Linked DNA regions of Mus musculus: regions 1, 2 and 3 are each linked to region 4. The links are chromatin loops, found by intact Hi-C in ENCODE. Cell type or tissue: heart. All regions are shown on one strand. Each heading gives the region's core, and the rest is flanking DNA. Links, peaks and the distances in the headings are about the cores only.

Region 1 (5,836 bases), core at 265-5,264, 97 kb after region 4:
TTTGAGGCCAGCCTGGTCTACAGAGTGAGTTCCAGGACAAACAAATACCATTTTGATACCACTAGATAGAAAAAGAAAACAGAGACACCAATGACAGACAACTATAACACCTGAAGCCACAGGTGCCGTGGCTTCTGTGGGCACACACAGAGCACTGTTCCCCACGCCCACAGCAGTCATGCATACATAGGCCTCAGAAAAACCTCTGTACACTTACACAGAGCCTCGGGGTCTTCACTAGAGACTCCTGTGACCCAGGATGAGAGACTGTGAGCAGAAAGCATGGCAGGGCACACTGCCACCCAGCAGGACGGACAGACTGCCCTTGGGTCTTAGACAACATCCCAGACGCATTATAGAGACGGGAACATGGGGGGTAAAGTCAGTTGCCTCCCTGGTGACGTCATCGATAAAGTGTAAACACAGAGGAAACGTGCTTAGGCTATGAAAGAAAACAGAATGCCTGCGAGCACAGGGTACCGGCGGCCTCAGGGAAAGCAGTGGGCCTCACTGCTGGGTTCTGTCCTTAAGCCTCATGGCCATGCGGGTATCTCTGGCTCCATTTGAACACACTGTATATTCCGTAGTGTGAACGGGTTAAAAAATAAACCACAACAAGAAAACCAAGAGGCACCCTGGAGGGCAACAAAGCCAGCGCCTCCCCTTAATTGCCATGGCTCTTGTCCTTCCCCAGAGCTTCACCTCCAGGAGCCATGGACCCCTGGAAAGCAACGTTGCAGGTGCAGAGACCAAAAGAGGGGTGCCACTCAAAGAACATGAGGCGGGAGCAGGTGGGGCGTGGACAGGAGCCAGGCCCAGGTAGCTTGTGTGTTACTGACCACGTGCAGAGGTGGGAATGCAGGTCAGACCGCAGGGCTCTGGGCCTGGGCAGCACCTGCCATCTGTCCCCACACAGATCTGAGGTCACACAGACACCTCCACTCACATGTTCAGCCACTCACCTGTGCCTCTCTTGAGCCGGCCCGACTGAGTGGCGGCCTCTTGGCACAGACAACCCGATTTGATGGGTCCCTTACTTCCCTTTCATACCTGTCTGACAGAGCCCTGGCACACGCCCAGGCCAGGTGAAGGGCTGGGAGGAGAAGACAGGACATGTCCTCTCTTGATGGCAGACGTCTCAGATCTGGGGCCAGAGGACAGCCCAGCACTGGCTCCCGCACACAGACAGCAGGCTACCCATGTCTAACTCTCCCACAAGAGGGAGGGGGTAGGCAGGAGAGGAACAGGCAGTGAGCACATGGCCGCAGCAGGTGCAGAGAGCCCTGAGGGCACCTGGGTATTGAGGCTCTAACACAGACATCGATCTGCAAGCAGATATCCTTGTGGAACTACGATGAGCAACCCTGCCACTCCATCCTGAGGGCATCAAGCCATAAAGAACTCTGTGGGGCTTTGTAGGCAAGACCCTGGGGGGAACTTGTCAGAACAGGATGGGACGCACTATCTCCAGGGGCCAATGCATGGACCTCCAAGGAGAGATGCCACTGTGTGGGATGGCTGAAGACCAGTTGTGACTTTGTCCAGTGGGATAAGAACACTTCCTACATGACCCTGGGGTCCCTGTGGCTTGTGAAATGGACCCCTTGATGCACGAGAAGGTACACAGCTTTCTGATCACAGGCCACACCACATGTCCCCAGAGCTCGTATATGGATGGTGGTGCCTGCGCCCTCAGGGTGAGGTGGGAGAGAGAAGGGAAAGGGAATCTTGAAGGTATTGTTTGATTTCTCAGCACCTAAGGTCTGTCTGGGTCACTAAGTCAGGTGAGTTGGCAGGCGCTCCTTCACAGCCAGATGCCATTTGGTGGGGCTCATAGCCACCAGAAGGAACCCTATGAGTTTCGAGGCAGAAGTTCTGGGCTCTGGACCAAGTTGTTTGGTTCTGGTAGCATTGCAGCCGGAATCTGGATTGTTCACACCAAGGTAATGACCAGAGATCTCCCCTCCTAACCCTGTGAGTACCTGGTTAACGTGACGGTGTCCTGGCTTCATACAAACATCTATCTGCTCTTTGGATTTGGGGGAAGACAAACCAAAGTAAAGGAGACGGGCAGAAAAGGTAACTAGGTCTGGGGCATGCTGCTCAGAAATGAAGGGTGCCACAGAAGACGTCAGCTGCCTCGAGGCTCCCCCACCCCACCCCAACTCCTGTCCTTCCCTCAATTTTCACACCCGGTTTCAACGTGATCAGAAAAGATGGTCCTCTCTGTCACTACTTCCTTGCAGGTGACTGAGCCCCAGGGGATGTACTTCATCCCAGAAGGACTGGAAGCACACTGCAGCGAAAGCTCCCTGCAACCCCTAGAGGTGTCCAAGGTTGCCAGAGAGACGGTCAACTACCTGGTTCCCAGATACAGGCACTCCCCAGGCCCCGACACTGCCCTCTGGTGGCACAGCCCTGCCTCACAGTCCAGAGGGAGGAGAGCCACAAGGCCTGCTTGCAGTCGGTGGCCTGAGTGGTGAGGCCGGAGGGGACAATGGTTAAACCAAGTGATCTTGGTTAGCATCACTTGGTCAGGCTGAGGAGGGAGGGGTGCTGCTGCTGCCGCTGCCCGCCCCCCTGCAGGGGATGGTTATTGCAAGGCCTACAAAGAACTGCTATACAGCGGGATCCATCCGGAGACTGCACTGCATGGTCGAAGTCCCTGAGATGAAGCATCACATCTGTGTGTCTCTGTGACCTGAGCAGAGAGCCCGACCCCACCCTGTCCCCTGGAAGAGAGAATTCCAGCTGCCCCTGGTCTCCTGGGGGCAGAGCCAGCCCTCAAGAGGGTTCCAGACTCACCCTCCCTGTTGGGTTCAGAGCCTGGCCTGGGAACTCTGAGCAAGCTCAGCAAACCAAGGGGGAACCCCCTTCCCTCCAAGCAGGAGCACATACCATTCACAATCAGCCAAAGACATCTGAGCCATCTCTGGAAGCAAGCCTTCTTCCATAAGAACTCAGAGTCCAGAGTCTCCACTCCTTCTGCACCCCTACCATCAGGCTCTTTCTGCTCCCCCCTCTTACAGACTCAAGTTTCATCTTGGAGTTCTAGGCCCTTAGCCTCATCCACTCCACCATGCCGGAGAGGCCCAGAAAATCACCTGGCAGGTACCACAGGCCACTGAAATTGTTCTCCAGTTATCTGACCAGGAGAACATCCTAACAGAAGATGCAGGCGCATGGTAAACCCCAGGGCCACCCCCACTAGTCTCATGACCACACACAGTAGCTCCGCCCCCTCCTTTGACAGGCAGCTACCTCTCCATCCTGCCATCTCTCCATCATCTTTGACTGTCATCGCCTCAGAGTGAATGGCAGATGTTACTTGTGCCACCTGCAGCCTCTGGCGTGAGTGACATTGATTGAAGCTCAGCCTGTGCTGTCTTCTAGGTCATTTACCGGAGAACTTTGTCAGGGCCCTGAATAGATGAATTCTACAGCAGTAGCCCCAGGTGACTTCGACACTCCCAAGGGAGAAGGTTCTTGGTACCCTTTCCAGAAAACCTCCCCACACTGAGTTGCTCTAATGAATAAAAAACAACAACTAAACCAAATAGTTTGCATAGCAATGCCCTGAGCCTTTGGGGGACATCTAGGCTGACAAATGTCAGGACTCTGTGACAGTTGGTCAGCTGATGGGTCTCCATTGTCCCTATACCGTTAGGTGATCACCAAGGTGTTTGGGACAGAGCATGTCCTCTCAGAGAGTTGGAAGCTGTCAGGACAGCCGTGCTCCCAGGGCAGCCATGCTCCCAGGACAGCCTCCCTTCTTAGGCCTCCCTTAAAAATGTGCCTAGAAGGTTCTTTTGAAAGGGTGTTTTATAGATGTGGCACATGACACACAGCCCACGGAGAAGCTGCAGACGCTACTGAGGCTAGTGACGGGGAAAGCCCAGGATGGCCAGACCCGTTCTCAGGTTCCTGATGCAGCTCTGTCTCATGGCAGCGACTGGATCCTGCAGGCCACAGTCACAGCTCAAAAAGCTGCTTTGAGTCCCACCTGAACTCTTGGTATCACCACCGTGTGGAGGAGTGTGCAGGTACCTTGCCCAATAGCAATGGTCCCCTCCTCTTACAGATGTTTGCCTCTGGGCACATCAGTCCCAGAGGCCCCAGTGACATTTAAAGAGTGACCCCCTTCCATAATAAACTAGGACACACCATGAAAGCTCTTCTCTACAGCCTACTGGGATCAAAACTGGCTTCTGCACAAAACTAACCAGTAGACAGACATCAGTCAGCCTCACACTGACTGCCCAGGCACCGGCTCCAGCATGGAGCGAGCCAAGCACCAGCGAACACTCAGGATGAATTCAGGTACTAATGCCACCCTGGTAGTGACAGAAGCCACTGTGACGGTGTGGCAAAATCCAAGACAGATCATGAGCAAAACGAGCAGGAGCCGAAGTCAAATCAACACCATGGAGAAAAGAAGGCTGCTCTTACCTGTGGATCCTTGGTCCCTTCTGATTCGTTCCCTCCGGCGAAGAGCAGGCCCGCCTGCAGGGCTCGGGTGCACGGCTCTCAGCGAAGACTCTGTCAATCACACACAAACATTAAAGCCATGTGAGTATTGCTTGTCCCCCAAAACACAACTCAGTGTAGACCCCACCCACGGCATGAAGTATGGGGCTTTGGAGGTCTCTCTTTGGAGGGAGGCCGTGCTCTGGGTTACCGGTGTAAAGGACTCTAGCTCCACCCCACTCCTCCAGGAACACCTCCCACAGCACCCCCCACCCCTGTCACATATCGAGTGTGGGTGAGATGCCCCATGTTCTCAGGATCATGTTCATAGCTTGTGCATCTCCCCTGGATACGTTAAGGATACAGACTCCACGGCAGCTGGTGCACTCTCTGTGTGCTAAGCGTTTTGGTTGCTGCACAGAGTCCCAGAGTGGTCGCCCACTGTCTGTTCTGGGCTTCCTGGGGGTGAGGTGCATAGGGAGGGACCAGGATATCGAGGCCCAGGTGGTCTCACTTCTAAGCATTTCCAAGGGAGGCCCCTTGATTTTCGAGAGTCTGTTTTACTTCCTCTGGTCTCCATTTTCTAGGATTCTGGAGGTCACCCTCCAGCCTGAGCCAGCAGGGATGATCTGAGATCCTTGCCCTCCCTGCCTTCTGGTCCTTTGTTTGGGTTCTCTGCCCTTTGCCTGCAACTTCTTCAGCCTTCTCTCCATGCGACCAGATGTAGAAAGAAGCCAGTCCCTGCCAGGACACTTCCCTCCCCACCAGGGTCCTGGGAGTCATTTGGGGAAGTGAAGAAGTAAAGACTCATGACACATGTCTTTATTTGTATATGGCGTAAGGGTGAACTGATTTGGAGACCAGAGTTCCAGGCTCCAGCCCCACCAGCCGACTGGCATGTCTGTCAGTGCCTCTCCACGGCCCTCTAGAAGGGAGGAAAGAGACTGTGCCTTCTTCAGCCTTGTCGAGATATAGGACACAATCCCTGGACCTTAAAGCTTCCAGTGTTGCCTCCTGTCTTAGTCAGGGTTTCTATTCCTGCACAAACATCATGACCAAGAAGCAAGTTGGGGAGGAAAGGGTTTATTTGGCTTACACTTCCATACTGCTGTTCATCACCAAGGAAGTCAGGACTGAAACTCAAGCAGGTCAGAAAGCAGGAGCCGATGCAGAGGCCATGGAGGGATGTTCTTTACTGGCTTGCCTCCCCTGGCTTGCTCAGCCTGCTCTCTTATAGAACCCAAGACTACCAGCCCAGAGATGGTCCCACCCACAAGGGGCCTTTCCCCCTTGATCACTAATTGAGAAAATGCCTTAGAGTTGGATCTCATGGAGGCATTTCCTCAACTGAAGCTCCTTTCTCTGTGAT
Region 2 (5,836 bases), core at 359-5,358, 62 kb after region 4:
GGAGGATATATACACACGCATACACACACACATGTATATGTGTGTGCGTTTGTGTGGCGTGGATGGTGTAGATTGGTATGCAGCGTGTGTACTGTGTTTGTGTACCATGCATACATGTGCACTGTGTGTTAAAAGCATATATAGTGTATGTACCATATGATACGTTTATGTGATGTATAGATGGTACAGCATGCCTTTGTGTGTCCTACCAGCTCCTCTGCAGGCTACCTCTCCTCCCCTGGAGCTGAGCTCCACTGCTTGTGGCCTGGGAATCTGACTCTGTTTGCTGGCAACAGGAGATATGGCTGCTCATTGCTTTTCCACACTGCTGGAACTCTCTCCCTCCTGGCCCGAGCTGTGCTGGCCTGCAGATCTTTCCGAGTGAAGCTATGGAAAGTGGGGTTAGAGAACCGCACGTGCCTGCCCCACGCTGCAAACAGACGGGGGCTACAGACATACACAATGCTCTGTGTGGGGCTCCACAAAGCCCCGAGGTGTGCTCTGAACACTGCTTGTGTATGTACACACACAAGCACGCTTGCACATCCCTGTCTGGAAACAGGGTCTGTGAAGGTGTGACCGGGTTGGAGGTCATGATGGAGCAGGTGGCCCCAAGTCATGTGACTGGGGTGCACCTAAAGAGAAATCAGAGACTTGGATTAAAACCCAGGGTGAAGCCATGTGAAGGCAGAGACAGAATGATGAGGCCTAGCGAGGGACTACTGAGCTCTGCTGGGTCCCCGGGAGCTGGAAAGAGGCCTGAGAAGACTCTTCCCAGGGTCCCCAGGAGCTAGCCAGCCACCAGCTTGGCCTGTAACATGACAGAAAGTCCCTCTGCCATGCTGAGCTGAGTGGACAGAGGACTTGCTTCCTATGCACAAAGCCTTGGGCTCCATCTTCAGCTCCACATAGAACAATGTAGTGATGCCCTAACACTCTAGAGGTAGAGGCAGGTGGACCACAAGTTCAAGGACATCCTCAGCTACATAGTGAGTTTGAGGCCAGTCTGAGACACATGAGATCCTGTCTCAAAACAGAGCAAACACAAGGCACCTCTGCTGTCCAAGTCCCCAGACTGGAGTCCTTTGTCAGGGCCACTCAGGAGCTCCTGCGCATGAAGAGTATCTTGAAAATGAGCTTTTAGTCCCCATTTTGGGATCAGAGGTCCCTCTGGGGTTCCCAAGTCATGCCCAGGTCAGGCCAAAGGTTAGAGGGGCAGGGCTGAGGGCAAGGCAGGGACAGAGCCAGCTCCTCTGAAACTGGAGTATTGGGTGCCAGACCTTCCTCTTGTCCTGTCTTCACGTGACTCCTCTGTATGGGCCTGTATCCCAGCCTGATTTTTCCCTTCAAAGGGACATCAGGCACTGGCTTTGGGCCCACCGGTATGACCTCATCCTATCTGGCTTGTCTGCAAGGCCCTGTTCCAAGAGTGGCCCTCACAGGTACACAGAGGGACATCCACGCCGCTGGCTGACATCACAGACCAGCAATTGCTGTGGAAACCAGAGGCTGCTTTGGAAGCTGGGGTGGGGTTCAGGCCCCTGGTAGCCAGGGTGGGAGCAGGGCTCACTCCACAAATACATAAGCCAGACCCGATGAGAACACCCCGAATCTGGACAGAGCTGGCCTGCACTGCCTGCTCACATGCGGACACATTTGCGTTTTCCCATCAACGTGTCTTACTCTTTCAGAACCTGGAAAAAAAAATCACCATGTTTCTCAGTTCATGAGCTCATCCTTCAGAGAACCGGGATGTTCCCCTAAGGAGCAGCTTGGCAGCCACAGTAGTAGGAATTCCATGCCACCCTCATGGTGGGATTTCCTCTACTGATGTGACCTACTCGTGGTCCCGTAGGTAGACCTGTCTGGTTTGTCTGTCACAGTCTGACCAGTAGCTGGGGTGGCAGGAAAACACCAGTGATGAGATAGGAAGATGGGCTCTGGCTTGGAGCCAGCCGTCTGTCAGGAGGCCATGGGGCCTTGGCATGTGGCTACCCATCTTGTCACTTCTTAAAAGACGCCGCTGCTTCAAGTGACCCCGTGTAAGGGTTCAAGCCAGAGTCCGCAGGGAGGGGCTCTGAGGGAGCTGACACTGTGTCCCAGTGAGGTCTGCCAGAGCTCAGCATCTCTGACCTAGAGATCAGTGGGCAAGAATAATGGGGTCCCACCCTCTACGGCCACAGCCTCCCTGGAGGCACCCTGTAAACGAAACCAGAATCTACGTCCCACCCTCTGCCCAGCTCCTGAAGCTGGCCTGTCCCTGTACTCCCAAGGCCAACTGGATGGAGCCAAGAATTCTAGGCCCTGGAGATGTCAGCCTGGGTACCAACAAAGAAAAAGTAGAAATGGAATAAAAATTCTTTTTTAATGGTCTCGGCTGCTAAACTCGGCAGTGCAGCCAGAAATCTGAATGGCGAGCCCACGGCGCAGCCTTCCAAAAACTCCACCTCACACACCGTGCTTCATCCAAGATTAATGGGAGCAGATGGAGTTGCTTTCCTGTGTTCCTTTCAGGGCAACGAGGTGCCAGTCATCAGGGCCATGCTGGAGAGGGGGCAGATCGGTGGGGGAGCGGGCCAGTGGGACAGGGGCAAGGTCAGGAGGAACGGTGGCAGACTCCTCTGTGACAGACAGATGGGGAATCTAGTGCATCTATCTAGTGGGGTGTATTGGGCCCTGGGGGTTCTGTGGGCTGATGAACTCCACTGTCATTCCATGTAGCTATCCCTCTGTCCTTCCAGAGCTCACTTCACTGTCAGCAGTGTGGAAGGCTGCCTGGCCAGCACCCAGCCAGGAGAAAGCTGTTAGAAGATTGTAGTAATCCGTGAGGTCCCCTGTGGGATGCACATGACACTAGAGTGTCCCCGTGTGGCTGGAGAAGGCAGGTGACCCAGGCCTAAGAGTGCACGGTCATCCCTGAGAATCTATCCTGCTCTGCAATGGGCCCAGAAGCCAAGAGGGACATGGTGGACTTAAGGTCCATGGGAGTGGACACAGTTCTCCACTCAAACTCCTCTCACCCCTAAAGCCTTCTGCTTCTACAGTGGTACCCCATATCCTCTATGAATACCCCAGGTCCTCCACTGACACCCCGTGTCTTCCACGGACACGCCATGTCCTCCACTGACACACCATGTCCTCCACTGATGCCCCATGTCTTCCAGTACGCCCCATATCATTCACTGATGCCCCATGTCATCCATGGACACCCCATGTCCTCCACGGATGACCCATGTACTCCACAGACACCCCATATCTTCCTCCAACACAGGCCTGCATGGAAGATACAAGTTTTCAGCAAGAATTTCGCTGGGTAGTGGCTGAGTTTACAGTTGCCCCTGGGAGCTCCCGAGCCTACCATGAGAGGAGCAAGCCCTGAGCTCTCCTCAGCCTGAGAAGTATGAGGCTCATGGGGAGAAGCTGACACAAGTCAACCTCGTCCTCTCCTCAGCTGGGTGCAGATGCAACCAACATCGCCTGCCCCAAAGGTGAGAGAGACAGGTGCCTATCCCCATGTGCTGCTGCCATTTCCATGGCTGGCTGTTACTTAGCAGTAGCTGACTGATACTGTCTGCAATCTGGGTGAACTAAAGAGAGCAAAAGATGGTAAAGGGAGGGGAGGGGAGGGGAGGGGAGGGGAGGGGAGGGGAGGGGAGGGGAGGGGAGGGGAGGGGAGGGATACACTTTACATTTCATTCGTTGTAAAACAAATATGAACTGTCTCCAGACTGCTCATGTGTTGGAACACTTGGTCCTCAGAGGGGGCGCTGTTTGGTGAGATTATAGAACCTTGGGGGGGTGTCTTCATCTGACGAAATGGGGGTCACTGTGGGAGGGCCTTGTGGTTTTGTAGTCTGGCCTCACTTCTTGTCTGCTTCCTGTCTGTGGCCTAGATGTGAGGAGTCCCAGCCACACCTTCTGTCCTGAACTCCGCCATGATAACCTCCTAGCCTTCTCTTGTTGCTTGGCGTCTGTAATCATTTCTAGGAGTGCATCCCTCATGTTCCTCAGGGTTGAACTGAGTAAGGGGTCATCTGGAGGATAGCCCTAGAGTGAGTGCCCTTCTGCATATAATGGCAAGCCTAGACTAGCAGTGTGTCCTTCCATGACATTGGTCTTGGTGCCCTGGCTGAACCCTACCCTCCCACGGCCTGCCCCTGCCCCGGGTCTGTCACTTATTGAAGTCACTTTTCTGCAGTCACCCCCAGCCCCATCCCCTTACTACCCAGCATGGTTCCCACTTGGCACAGGCGCCTTCTTCTCTGAGCTTCCTTATAGTGTCTGGAAGCATTTACAGTCCCGGGTTTATTATTTATTCACTCGGGAGCTTGTTTGGACCATTATGGGCTTGTGGGTATTTATTTTATCCTTTGGGTTATGACCCTGCACGGTTATTCATTTTCCTGCTCCAGTGGCTCCAGCCTTGGAAGCCATTCAGTTGGCACCTGTGCCCCTCTGACACCACAGCACTCACATGTGCATGCACACGCGACTGTACGTACATGTGTGCACACCTGTGCGTATGTGTGTGCGTGCACACATACTTGAACCATTTCCTTGCTTTGACACTAAGAGATGGCCATGATCCTGTGGTTTGTCCCCTGGGCATCCCACAGCTGGGCAGTTCCCCAAGAGCATGCTAAGCATGGCTTGGAGACATGTTAGGACCCCAGGCCTGAGCTGGGAGTATGCCCGTGGCTTCTAGGACTGAGCATGACTTAATAGGATGTCGTCAGCCTGTGAGGAACCAAAGGGGCAGGGGATACGGCCTCTCCCCTGCTGCAGCACACACTTCTGCTTGCCTACTGCTTAACCTGTAGCAGGTGAGGTGGGCTCGGAGTCTGCAGGTGCACAGGAGAGACTTTGCCATGCAGCGTGCAGCTGCACACTCTGGCCTCTAGACCCTGTAGATTCTCAGGAGTGAGCTGAGCCAGTCTTGGGTTAGACCTCCTCCCCCACCCAGGATCCTCTTTGAGGATAAAGACCGAGGCCCTCCTGTTCTTTCACATTGATGGGGGTCCAGCTTCTGGTTTCCAAGCACAGGGTCCTCCCTGGGTCCCCACCCTGTAGTGGGTCCCTGGGAGCCAACCCTGCTGTGGCAAGCCTCTAGCCAGTGCCTGAACCTAGGGAGAAAATTCTAGTGGACACATGTGGATGGGTGGGCAGGCAGCTGGCTATGGTCATTAGTTTTTTTGTTAAGTTCACAGTTTTAGAGTTGTTTGAGAAGAAGAAATCTCAGCTAAGAATTTTTTAAAATTATATATATACATATATATGTATATGCATATATTTATATATATAATGAGTACACTGTCACTATCTTCAAATATACCAAAAGAAAGCATTAGATCCCATTACAGATGGTTGTGAGCCACCATGGGGTTACTGGGAATTGAACTCAGGACCTCTAGAAGAGCAGTCAGTGCTCTTAACCACTGAGCCATCTCTTCAGCCCCTGAGAGTATTTTCTTGATTCATGATTGATTTAGAAGGTCCCAGGCCACGACTACTGTCCCTTGGCACGTGGTCATGGGATGTTTAAGAAAGTAAACTGACCAATCCGGGGGGAGCAAGCCACCAGGCAGCAGTCCATGGCTTCTCCTTCATTCAGTTCCTGCCCCTCAGGGATGGGATGTGATCAGAGAGTCTTGAGGTGAAAATAACCCTTTCCTCTCCAAATTGCTTCTGGTCTTGGTAGTTTTTTAAAAAGAAAGAAAAGAAACTGTAACTAAGATTGCATCCCTCCTCTGCCCTCTGCCCTCTGCCCTCAGGCAGTCTCAGGCCTGCTACCTACCCATGTATTCTTCAGCCGCATGGACAAACATTTGGAGGCTGC
Region 3 (5,836 bases), core at 574-5,573, 280 kb after region 4:
ACAGAGGTCATTCAGCTAGGTAAGCGCTCCTCCTCCTCAGAGGCAGCAGGTAAGCAAAACGCAGCACCGCCCCATTCAGTATGCTGCCGCCTTTTAGATGGTTCTAGAAGCCAGTCTATGCCCCACTGCCCAGGTTCTGTGTAACAATGCTCGTCTCTTCCTGAATCTGTATCAGTGACTTCATGCATCCATCGATGGGATCCTGGGGTTCTGCTCTCGAGTTCCCTGTTAGAGCCTTCTGGATAGTGTGGCCCTGTCACCACCACACCCAGGTGCTGTCCCAGCTCTCATCTTTCTAATGAGGAAAGCAGAACTTGGAAATGTCTGGCCCCTGGGAATGTCCAACTAGGTGACCTTGGCACTCAGTGCTCCCAGACAGACAGAATTCCAAAGCATGTGCCCTTGAGGTCAGGCCACAAAAAACCACCCTCTTCCACCCCTGCTGCTCCCATAACCTGGTAGAACTAGAACCGAGAAAAAAGATGCTGTCAATACTTCCTCAGCTCGGAAGACACCATGTTCCACAAGTGACAAAGGCCCAGGTGCTGTCCCCAGAATAGGCAGTATCTTATAAGAAGCAAAGATCACCGCTCTTTTATTTCACCTGGGGACAATACTGCTGTTTGCTGCAGGCCCAAAGCTCTGGAGTCAGTATGACAAACATGGCTACCAATGTAAAATGCCACCAGAGTGTAGGTGTGACCAAGGAGGGTAAGGTGTCCTTCAATGCCTGAGACAACTAACACAAAGCCCTCCCCCACGAACGCCCCAGGCCCTGAGCAGTCACATAGGAAGTCATGTCTGACTCTGAGCCCTGGCCTAGGCGGAAGTCAGACAGAGACGTCCTTGCAGTTTTTATGGAACTTGAACTCTCTAGGAACTCGACTACTCTGTCAGTCTAGAAAAAACTACACTTTGCTTCATTGGAAACAGCACAAAGAACTTGGCATTCTGGAATATTCCACTGCCAGTCGGTGATGCCTGCAACCACTGTCTCCAGGCTGCATCTCTGTCCCACTGTCTCCAGGCTGCATCTCTCTCTGTCCCACTGTCTCCAGGCTGCATCTCTCTCTGTCCCACTGTCTCCAGGCTGCATCTCTCTCTGTCCCACTGTCTCCAGGCTGCATCTCTCTCTGTCCCACTGTCTCCAGGCTGCATCTCTCTCTGTCCCACTGTCTCCAGGCTGCATCTCTCTCTGTCCCACTGTCTCCAGGCTGCATCTCTCTCTGTCCCACTGTCTCCAGGCTGCATCTCTCTCTGTCCCACTGTCTCCAGGCTGCATCTCTCTCTGTCCCACTGTCTCCAGGCTGCATCTCTCTCTGTCCCACTGTCTCCAGGCTGCATCTCTCTCTGTCCCACTGTCTCCAGGCTGCATCTCTCTCTGTCCCACTGTCTCCAGGCTGCATCTCTCTCTGTCCCACTGAACCTGTAGGCTCAAGCACATGCTCTCCCATACACTGCGGTCCTTTCACGTCTCCCCATTAACATAAAGCTCTATTTCCAAACATTATGTTTGGGGACAAAGGGACATTTCAAAAGAGAGCCTGCACAGACACTGTGTGTACAAGTATGTAGGGGGCTGGGGGGTGAGCTGTGCAGCCCACTCCAGTCATGAGAGAAACCCTGTCTCTGCTGAGAGGCTAGGACACCGAGGGAGAACAGAGTGAATCTGGGGTCGTCAGGAACTGTCTCAAGAGAGGACAGGCAGTTACTTGGTACTCTTGACCACCCCAAAACCAAGCAAAGTAACCCCTCCTTTCCCTTCCCACACAACCCACCCCTTTGAATCCATAAAAGCACCGACTGTTGCTCTAGTTACAGCACACATGGGCAGGGTGGCACCCACCAACCACCTACACCACAGCAAAGCCACTGGTGTCCCTTTAGGCTGCTGAGGCTGGCATCGCTACCCTACTGTTCTGCTCTTCCCAAATCTAACAGGCAAGAGGAGGCCTTGGAGCACAGAGATGGCGCTAAGGCCACTACTGTGAACGGACTTCCTCCTAGACACCTTGGGAAAGAATTAGAACATCAAGAACACTGGGTGGGTGCTGCCACCCACAAGGTCTCATGCCACACTGCCTATGGAGCCAGTGTGAGAAGGACCCCTTCTGAGACACCTTTCCATCCCACTGAGCCAGGCATGGAACCTTCCAAGCCAGCAGAGTGCAAACCATGCAAAGCTCTCTTGGAGGCCACAAACCTATTTAAAAATTAGGCACAAGGCAAGTCTCAGACTAAACGGAAAGTTTTCTATGATCAAGTAAAAATTATAAATATTACCCCCGCAGAAAACATAGGCAATAGTCAGCCAGAGATAGAAAGAGAAAAGAAGCAACATACATGGGCCAAGTTCATGGCCAGGTGCAAGGAAAGATGAGTCCAGCTGCTTAAGCCAAGAAACAAAGTTGGAGCAACTCAGGCCGTTCCAGCAGAGCCTGTGTTTGGTTTCGGTCTAAGTGAAACCAGCCCCATGGAAGCACCAGGGCAGATATCCGGGGCGAGGGCAGATCAGTAACAGCGGCGCCTGGGCTGGCACGGAGCGCTTTCCCAGGGTGGCCTGCGGAGCCTCGGTCTTCTGGACTTACCATCGCACTTTGTTGCAGGTCTGGGTGGCGCCAAGTGGGGAACCTGCCACCATGGGGACCTGGATGGGACTGTGCTGTTTATTGGTGACCAGGTCTAGCTTCTCTTCCAGAGATTTGCAAGTGGCCTCGAGAGCTTGCAGCTTGGCCTCAATGCTATCCAACCGCAAACATATCGTCTGGTTAATAGAGTACAGGAAAGACTGGAAATGAAAACAGAAAAGCTTCAGAGAGGATGTCTTCCACTGTGAGCAGCAAGTCCTTAGGACCCTAGCTGGCTCCTAAGTCCACCCAGTGTATTTCAGCTGAGTGAGCCCTGGGCCGAGCCAACATATTCAGTGAGGAGCCCTGGGCCGTGCACAGGGATTCAGCCCTCTGTGTCTAATAAGCCCTTGCAATCTCACCTTTCCTGAGGCCATGGAGTAATAAGCTTGTCACTATGCTCATCCAAATATTTATACAGTAAAGCTACAAAATTTTTCTAATGCTGAAAGATAAGACTACTATCCAAACCCTGAAAACCAAAAAAAGATGGCTGGACACAGCTATACCTCACTGAAATCTGTCAATGACCCCTTCCAGGGACCTTCTAAATATCAAGTGTGCCACCTAGTGGCCCACAAGAGGAGCAGTTTCCAACTAGCAAGCTGGAAGTCAGCAGCAGGCCATGTGCTCGGTAAGCTCAACAGGATGGCTTTGCTCTCCCAAGGGCCAGTCCTGTCACAAGCTACCATGTACATGGCGCACACAGGAACTCTACTGTGAAGAGAGGCCTCCCAGGCAACATTCTGGGTGCCAGGAAATCATTCAACTGTGTATGGCCAGCAGCCGCTGAAGAAAACACAATGAGGATTCGGCTGGAAGAGAAATGCAGCCTCAGGCACCTCAGGAAGAAGGTGCTAGCCTATGAGAACAAAGGGTCAGGCCAGCGCTGGACCTCAGAGCACAGGCAGGCAGAACAGCGTGTCCCTCTGCACCCAGTCCAAGTTAATGGGAGCCATCTCTGCTCTAACTTGAAAGGGAATCACGGAGCAGAATCACAATCATAACAGCCACAGAAGCAGATACCACACCAACAACAACCGGGTGTGGCAAAGCACGAATGCATGGGTCAGAGCATTCTGAGTAGCCAGGCACGGCCCTGAAGAACCCTGAGCTTGCTCTATTTCTCTGCTATGCACAGCAGTCAGGAGCAGCCATGGGAAAGTGCTGCATACCCAAAGCCCTCACATCTGCCCCAACTCAGCACATCCTCTGCCAGAGCCAGCACCACTTAGAGAAGATTCCTTTTCTTCAGTGCTACGGGCCTTACTCCTCCATTTCCTGTCATTAACCAGCACCCTGAACCCTGGCTTAAAGGCCTCTTTTCACAGAAAGACACTAGTAAGAAGAAGGTTAAGGAGAAGACCTGACGCTCCCCGCTAACCATGCTCTCTAGGGGCAAGGCTGTGCCTGCGAGGGAACAAGCAGCAGCGCTCAGCTCATCCCCAGTGTCCACTCGGCTATCAACGGAGCAGCGTCGGCAGTGCAGGCAGACACCATGACAACTACATGGTGGCCAACTGAGAGAGGAAAATCCCTGTTACAGACTAACTAACATCTCAAGCAAACCCATAGAGGAGAAGAGAGACAGCATTCTTCCTGACACTGCTCCACGGGTCAGGTGCCCACAAACAGCCCTGACCTGTCTGGTGAGAATTACTTTGGCAATTTGGTACGTGAATGTCTTCCAATCCCGTGACAGCACTCGGCTGCATGCGACAGCACACATGCAGTGTCTCCAGCAGACCCCAGGCAGCTGCTTTCCTCCATGGTCTGTTTCTCTGTGTGCTCTATGCTACAGTTAAGGTCACGGGTTACTTTGAGATCTGATACTGTCAAGGTGGATTTCACTCAATATTTTTTGAGATAGCTTCTTTCTATGTAGCCCTGGCTGTTCCAGAACTCAATATGTACACCAGGCTGGCCACAAACTCAGAGATCTGCCTGCCTCTGCCTCTCAAGTGCCAGGGTTAAAGGTGCGTGGTGCCCCTTCTGGCCTGAGTAGATTCTGAATTCCCAGCTTCAGCTGGCACTACCTTCTTGTCACCAGAGTGAGCTGAGTGTCTTAAGAAGTCACAGTTGACACAGAGAAGCCTATGACAAGGACTGGTGTCATCTGAGTCACTCTTATAAACTTCTCTCCTGTAATAATATTCACCTCGTGTTCTGCAGACACTGGATCCCAAATAAGCAAGTCCGGAAGCAATGCACCGACTGCCTAAGGAGCCTCCAACCCCAGCCAGCCTTGGGGGTGGGCCCCAGTGACCTCAGGACTTGGGGGTGGGCCCAAGTGACCTCAGCTCTCCTCCCACCTGAGGCAGGCTTACTCAGGCACAGGAAGACTCTTCGCTTGTCCTCTCCCAAATCCAGTGTTTCCTCCTGTCTTTTGCCGGAAGGACCTGGCCTGTATTTTCTGCAGCATTTCAGTGGCATCTCAATACTACAGGGCCAGGCCCTTCCTGTGGCCTCATCTGGAAAAAAGCTCTTTGCACATGTATTTAAATAAATGACCCATCTGGGCCTGAGTGAGGGTAGGCCTCAGGCATGGACTCGAGTAATAAGGCTGGGACCAATAGGTCACAGCAGAGGAGGCAGGGAGAGCCTCCTTAGAATCCCAGAAGGTGTGGCCCTGCCACTGCAGAGCTGCAAGAGGGTTGGTTCTGCTATTCTAAGCCCAGGTTGATGGTAGAAAGTTACACAGTGCCCACAGGAGCCACACGGTACCTTTATAGAGGGGTCCTGGCAATTGATCTCTAGTCGCTGGCGCTTCAAGGCAGGTTCATCATCATCTGTCACGACATGATTCTCCAAAACAACTGAAAAGCAACCACAGAGACAGAAGCTGGAGTGAGCATGCTGAGTTCCTTGGGGCTCTGTGCCTCTACAGCCGAACACAGTGCCGGTACCTTGAGGCTGATGAAAATGGCACAGCCATTTCTTTGTTAAAATCCTCAGCCAGGCAGAAATCAGGCCCTCCCTCATCCATCCCCACCAAAATCAGACCACCCGATCGATACTCCCCAGAGCCTGGTGGGCAAAGCACACTGAGGCGCCGTCATCGGTGACTGCTTCCCCACTGTGTTTAGTGTGTCTGCGGCTACGTCACTGTAAAATCCAAAGCACCCTCACCTGGCCTGGCCTGAGGTCCTGGCCCACTCCCTGCATGGGGCTGAGAGCACGTACATACTGACAGCCACAACCCTCTCTGC
Region 4 (5,836 bases), core at 533-5,532:
TACCAGCCTCTTCCTCAGATTCAGAGGCACAGCCTTGCCCGCTGAGCCTGCCCTCCTGGGTGCTAGGTGGTCTTCCAGGCAGCGGGGGGACATGGGAGACTTGGTTCCGTGGTGCCTGCTGCCCGTGGCGCCTGTTTTTCTGCCGCACTATCTTGTGGATGAGTTCCTTGCTCCAGGAGCCGCCCCGCCCCCTCCTCTTCCTGGAGTCCTTCCCAGAGGGCAGCTGCAGGTGCTTGGAGCTCCTCGTCTCTTTGGAGGTGGCTCTGGAGATGCTGTGATCTGCACGAGCGTGGCCCTTGCGAGTCTGACTTTTGCGAGCCTGGGGCCGGGGATGCTCTGCACTGTGACCCTTCTTTCTTGGCCTCAGGCAGATGGCTTTGGCCTGACTGTTAGTACCCTTGGCCATACCGGGCTCTTTCCGAAACAACTTGAATTGCTTCCCTCTCCTCTGCTGCCTGACCAGGGTGGTCGCATCTGCCTGTACAGATGCAAGGCCCAGGGAACGGGTTTTGGGCCTGTTTCGGGCTGGGTGGCTCCTGTTTCCAGTGCAGGGGGCTTGGGGTTCTGGCACAGCAGCTTTGGATGGGAGCTGGGGCTGGGTACCATTCTTGGAAATTGATCCCACCTGATTGTTGAGGGGATGCCCAGTGCTGGGCCCCCTGGAGCCTGAAGGCTCCTCATCAGCAAAGACATCAATGAAGCTGCTGTCTATCTCAGGATTATCTGATTGGTACTCCATGCCGTTGAGAGCCTCGGTGATGAGCCTGTCCAGCTTAGCGTCATCTTCCATATCAAGGTCCGAGGTGGGGAGTGGGAAGGAGGTGACAGCTGGGTCATCTCTGGTTAGCAGGAAGGGGACAGTCTGGTTGTGTTCAAGCAAGGCCGAGTGTGCATCGGTGGGTGCCTTTGAGGTGGTGGTGGGTGTGGGGAGCCCTGGGGGCTGCAGAGAGCCATCCTTGGTCTTGGTTAACAGGAGGCTGCAGAGTGGCCTGTGTTCCAGGAAGGCCGCGAGGCTGCTATAGTTTCGATCGCACTGTCTGCAGGTCAGTAGGACATCCAGCTGGTCCAGGCTGGCGCTGCTCAGGGAGAAGTGCTGGGCTGAGTAAGGTGGCGGTGGCGGTGGAGGTGGTGGCTCTGGAGGAAAGCCCTTCAACCCGTCTCTGCCCAGTGAGGGGCTCTTGTGGGAGAATGGGGCTCCCTCCTGGCTCTTGAAGGCATCCTCAGCCCCTGGTCCCTCTGTGGGGAGAGGGAAGGCTTTGGCTGTCTCGGATTGATAGCGTGTGGGCAGGGTGTATGTGGGCTCTGGGGAAGGGAAGGGGCTGCTGGTCTCCTGGGAATGGGTGGGAGGCAGGAAGAAGGCTGGGGACCTGAGGGGTCCAGGCTGCTGGCTGTCTTCAGAGCTGGGGTTGGCTGGGCTGCTGGATGGCGGTGACAGAGATGAACAGGTACTGCTGCTGGCTGTGTTGGTCGCAGGTGAGGGAAGAGGAGATTCACTGGGTGAAGCCCCCACCACCCTAGGTGGGGGCAGGCTGAGGGCCCCCTGGGGTGACATTTGGGGTTGGGCTCCCCCAAAGAACAGGGGCTGTGTCCCAGGGTCCTTCAGCCCACCATAGGCTAGCAGCCTTGGGGAACTGCTTGGCTGGCCTGGGCTGCTCCTGAGAGCTGACTCTCCAGGCCTGGGGATTGTATTCAAAGCACCCAGGGTTCCCGGGCTGTCCCCCTGCCACTCAGAAGACCCCCTGGGGAATGTCAGTTGGCTCAGTACCCCCATTTGGTGGGAATTCGGCCCAGGGGTGGTAAGCACCGGGGACCAGGGCAGCGGGGGACTGTGGGGGAGGCAGAGCTGCTGCTGGCTTTCGAAGAAGGCAGTCCTGGCAGCAGCTGCAGGGTCCAGGGTAGACGTGGGGTAAGGAGGAGCTGCTGTTGTATCCCACAGCTGGGGCAGATGGGTGGGTGGTGGCCCAGGGGTGGGCAGTTCTGTGTCCAGCGATGCTGGGCTGGTACCCACCCCATTCGCTTCATACCCCTGCCCTGGAAAGTGCCTCTGGGGTGGAGGATTTGGGAGGCCTCTGGGGCTCCCCAGCCCATCGCGAGCGGGAAGGGGCCCTTCAGGAATGCCTTTGGTCAGGCTTTTGTGCAAACTATCATGGAAGGGGCTCGGGAGCAAGCGAGCAGCACCAGGTGGTGAGAGGGCACCTCCGAGATCACTGGGAGCGCTGGCTCCCCCTGACGGGCCCGGGTTGCAAGGCAGGGATGGGTAGGCAGGGTTTGTACCCAGGGCCTCCTCAGACCATGCTACCAGGGGCTGGTGGAAGGTGAACAACATTGTCTCAGCTGCCCTCTCATGCTGGACTGTCTCTACAGGGAAGGGGTAGGGGGCAGAGACCCCCTGGGGGCTGCTAGGCCTGCTGCCATCAGGGAAGGGCTTGGGCTCTGCAGAGGAGACCCCAAAATTAGCACCTGGGAAGCTGTTTTCAGCAGCAGGAGGCCAGGGGTTGGTCCCAATGGCCTGGAGGTTAGTGCCAGAAGCATGCCTATGGGGGCTGGTGCCATCGCTCTGGGGGGCCCTCCGGGGTAAGGACCCGGGGGTGGCACTTGGTGAGGTACAGTTGGTGGAGGTAAAGCTGGAAGAGGCCTCCTGAAAGCACCTTTGGGAGCTATTCTCTTCTGGGGAGGGCAGGGCCTTGGCCCTTGGGATGCCAGGCCTGTGGCGGGCTCTGGTCTTTTGGCCTTGAGGAACCTTGGTATCTGACACCTGGGGGGCTTCATGACGCAGATCCTTGAGCGGCTCACCCAGGATGCATCTGATCCTCGAAGGACTCAGGCTGTGGAGCTGGGGGTGGCCGCTCTCCATCCTGCTGGCCGGCCATGGGTAAACATGTGCATAGCTCCGTGCTGCTGGGGCCTGCACTCTCAGGATCAGGTCCTCTTGCTCCACATCTTTGGCCTGACTCAGCTGGGCTTCCGGGGAACCTTGGGCCTTGCTGCCATCATCTCTCATGCCCTGGGTGGTCCTGCTGGCAGAGCCGTGGTCCTTGAGGGGGTGCTGAGAGGGGCATCCTAGACTCCTGGCAATTTGGCAGGGCTGTAAGTCTCTGGGCAAAGTTGGGGGCCGCTCTCCTGGCATGGCCCCGCCGTCCCGGATGCTAGGAGGATGTAGTGATTGGAGGAGGAGCCCAGGTAATGGGCTGCCTGGCCATCCTCACCCCCTGGCGGGGCTCACGGAAGCCTATACTCATGGTCCTGTGTGGAGCCTGCAAGGAGAAGACAGAAATGAGCTGCAGGGTCATGGTGGCTGGATCTCCTGCAGGGAGGGCCAGGGATCCCATGCTAGACTTTGTACCCTCCTGTGGACAGAAGCAGCAATCACTTGTGTGGCTGTCCTAGAAGACCCTGTCTCAGAAAAGAGGCTGGGCAGCTTGTACAGCAGGAGCTCTGACCAGCGGAGCCAGGAATACTAGTGCGGTATAGAGCAAAGTGGAGGGAGAAAGTGGGAAAGGGAGAGGAGTCTGGGTATCAGAGAAGACAACTTGCCTCTGCAGAGAAGTCCCAATAGCTACCTGCAGGGAATCAAAGGCCCCACTAGTTTAGGGCAGGCCTATCCCAGATCTTCAGGGTAGATGCAGTTCCAGTGCCTACCAGCAGTGGGCAGCATACCCCTCACACTGGGTAGCAACCACAAAAGCCCAGAGAACAGGGTAAACTTGGTTGGGATAGGGGGGATGGAGAGGTGACAGGGCTTCATCCTCTGTCACACACAGGCTCCTCTCCAGCCTACCCACCTGGAGGAGGGTCTACTCCCCTCCTCTGGTCCTCACTGCTATGGGCAGTCCTTGGGAAGGCCTTGTTTGATGGTGGTAACTCCAGTGTTGTACTGTTGAATGTCCTCACAGAGATAGACAGTCAGAATCACTTCTGTCATCTCTGATGATGGGTAAGGAACCCAGACCACTTTCCCAAGGCCTCACTGCTAGTGAAGGGAGTGGGTCCTCCAAAGGGGCACCTCCTAGTCTTTTGCAGAACTCAGTCATGTCACACCAGGTTTAGGCATTCCAGGGTCCCTCACACAGCTCCTGCCCCATGGGTGATGCTACTGCCTAGGAACAGGAGCTCTCACTGAGGGTTGAAGAGGAGGTGGGGCTCCTAGTGGATATCTTGGCTTCAGGAAGGTATCTTAGGGCAGAACTAAGCTCCGCTGGTGGGTGGGTGGGTGGTGAGGTAAATACAGAATACCATAGCTGTGCCCTGGCCACTACATGCTCCAGGAACCGTCAGAGCGGAAGGTTGGCTAGTCCCGGGGTCCCAGGGTGATGCCAGCATCTAGCCTGCTCAGAGCTGTAGTTTCAAACAGCCTGTTAGCTCCAGACAGCCTGGGGGAGGCTGCTGACACCCCCCCCCAATTATTGTCTGAGGAGCTGCTATGCTGGGGTGGAGGGAGCCTGGAGGACAAGCCACCTTCTCCAGTCAGTGGTGGCTCTCCATACACACTAGCTGTGCTTATCACATACCTGGGTATCTGGGGCCCCTCAGTGGTCTTCTTCTGAACAACTGCCTGAGGAATGGGACCTTCTTGTCTGCAGAAACACACACACACACATAGAGAGAGAGAGGGCAATGTGTTAGAATCCGGGATGCTCTGTCTCCCCCAGATTATCCTTGCTTGGTCCCATGTGAGCAGGGAGCCCCAAGAGAGCTAACTGCTTCTCTCCAATGTGTCTTGAGAAGGAGAGAGTAAATGCCAGTGGGTGGAGCAAGCCGCTCGGCCCCAGCTGCACTCCAGCTACTGTGCAGCCCAGGACCTGTTCAGCCTGCCCAGTGCCATGGCTTCAAACTGCCTGTCAGCACCAAAGAGCACATCGGGTTCCCACCAGGGCACTCCACTCCTGGGCATCTTCGGCTTGGCATTTTGCTCCTTGCTTGCTGCCACTGCGTGTGAGCCTTCGTGTCCGCTCACTCCATAGCACCCCACATAAAGATCCTGTTAGTTATACTCATCTGTACCCCCACATGGCTGCCTCCAGGTCTAGAGCCCTCAGGGATGCTGGGCAGCCTCTTACCTTGGCCTCTGCACATGGCAAAGGGGACCTGAAGGGGTGGCTTGTGGGACTCCAAATTTGGCCAGATGCTGTCTGTGTGGTTTTAAATACAGATGGGCTGCTAAGATGGCTCAGGGAGTAAGGGTACTTACCACTATGTCCAACAACCCACATTTGATCCCCAGAACCACATGGTGGACAGAACTAGGTCCTGCAAGTCTTCCCCTGCCCTTCACATGTGCGTTGGGGCACGCTCTCCTCCCCAAACAAACAAGCTGAGCACATGAATGTTAAAAATATATAAGAGGTAAGTGCCCTTTAACCTCATCCCTAACAGGTTGAATGTAACAACCTGTTAAGGGACAGATCCTGGTGGTAATGAGGGTACTGGGCTCTCCGACCCAGGTCATACCCCAGTTCTCTGACTGCACAGCTGAGACATAGAGTGACTATCTGGAGAGAAAATGTGGTGAGGAGCTGAGGTTTGCCATGTGAGGAACCACCTAAGGAGTGGACCTGGCCCCAGCTGAGGCTCTGACGAGACTCTGGCCACCAAGAACACTGGGTTGCAACCTTGTGGGACACCAGCCACACCTACACTCCTGACCCTGTGGGCCTGTCTTGGACTGCTGTTGCTGATGGTGGTACATGCCCAGGAGGGACATGCGACTCTTTACAGCGGCAGACTATAGAGGCTTGGCTGAGGCCTTTTTTCTGAGATGGGGAACAGAGGCTGGAAGACATGGAGGCTGGCAGGGGGTCGCAGAGAACTCTATTCACCCACCTCACATCTGTCACCT

The links. Hi-C counts contacts between places; a loop is a spot of excess contacts. Peaks named below come from ENCODE experiments on the same cell type or tissue, not always from the same donor. Only the 100,000 strongest peaks of a DNase experiment are listed, where the experiment ranks them.
Region 1: a loop joins it to region 4, with 4 times the contacts of the local background. A loop is called at or near these places in 16 of 42 quality-filtered maps.
Region 2: it touches region 4 in a loop (7-fold over the local background); 5 of 42 quality-filtered maps call a loop at or near these places.
Region 3: a loop joins it to region 4, with 5 times the contacts of the local background. A loop is called at or near these places in 28 of 42 quality-filtered maps.

Annotation. Positions count from the first base shown.
Region 1 is chr8:122,159,787-122,165,622 of GRCm38, reverse strand. It overlaps a transcript of Zfp469 not described here. Among named protein-coding and RNA genes, the nearest start is that of Gm39268, 13 kb to the right of the region's middle. In heart, for the core only: a CTCF peak has its summit at 2,415 (motif pointing left); DNase peaks (open chromatin) are centred at 2,402 and 5,207; H3K27ac peaks cover 456 bases; H3K27me3 peaks cover 303 bases.
Region 2 is chr8:122,195,565-122,201,400 of GRCm38, reverse strand. It overlaps a transcript of Zfp469 not described here. Among named protein-coding and RNA genes, the nearest start is that of Zfp469, 32 kb to the left of the region's middle. In heart, for the core only: a CTCF peak has its summit at 2,875; DNase peaks (open chromatin) are centred at 1,370, 1,970 and 2,770; H3K27ac peaks cover 463 bases; H3K27me3 peaks cover 232 bases.
Region 3 is chr8:121,975,507-121,981,342 of GRCm38, reverse strand. It overlaps Banp (BTG3 associated nuclear protein), which reads right to left. Exons shown (of 14, transcript NM_016812.4): 3 at 5,352-5,443; 4 at 2,589-2,788. It overlaps Mir7237 (microRNA 7237), which reads right to left and starts at 3,319; the gene lies at 3,257-3,319. In heart, for the core only: a CTCF peak has its summit at 3,199 (motif pointing left); no DNase peak of the experiment used is centred there; H3K27ac peaks cover 532 bases.
Region 4 is chr8:122,257,358-122,263,193 of GRCm38, reverse strand. Zfp469 (zinc finger protein 469) reads right to left here. Exons shown (of 3, transcript NM_001362883.1): 2 at 4,509-4,574; 3 at 1-3,254. The coding sequence starts at 3,127. Among named protein-coding and RNA genes, the nearest start is that of Zfpm1, 22 kb to the left of the region's middle. In heart, for the core only: no CTCF peak of the experiment used is centred there; a DNase peak (open chromatin) is centred at 3,633; H3K27ac peaks cover 365 bases; H3K27me3 peaks cover 2,992 bases.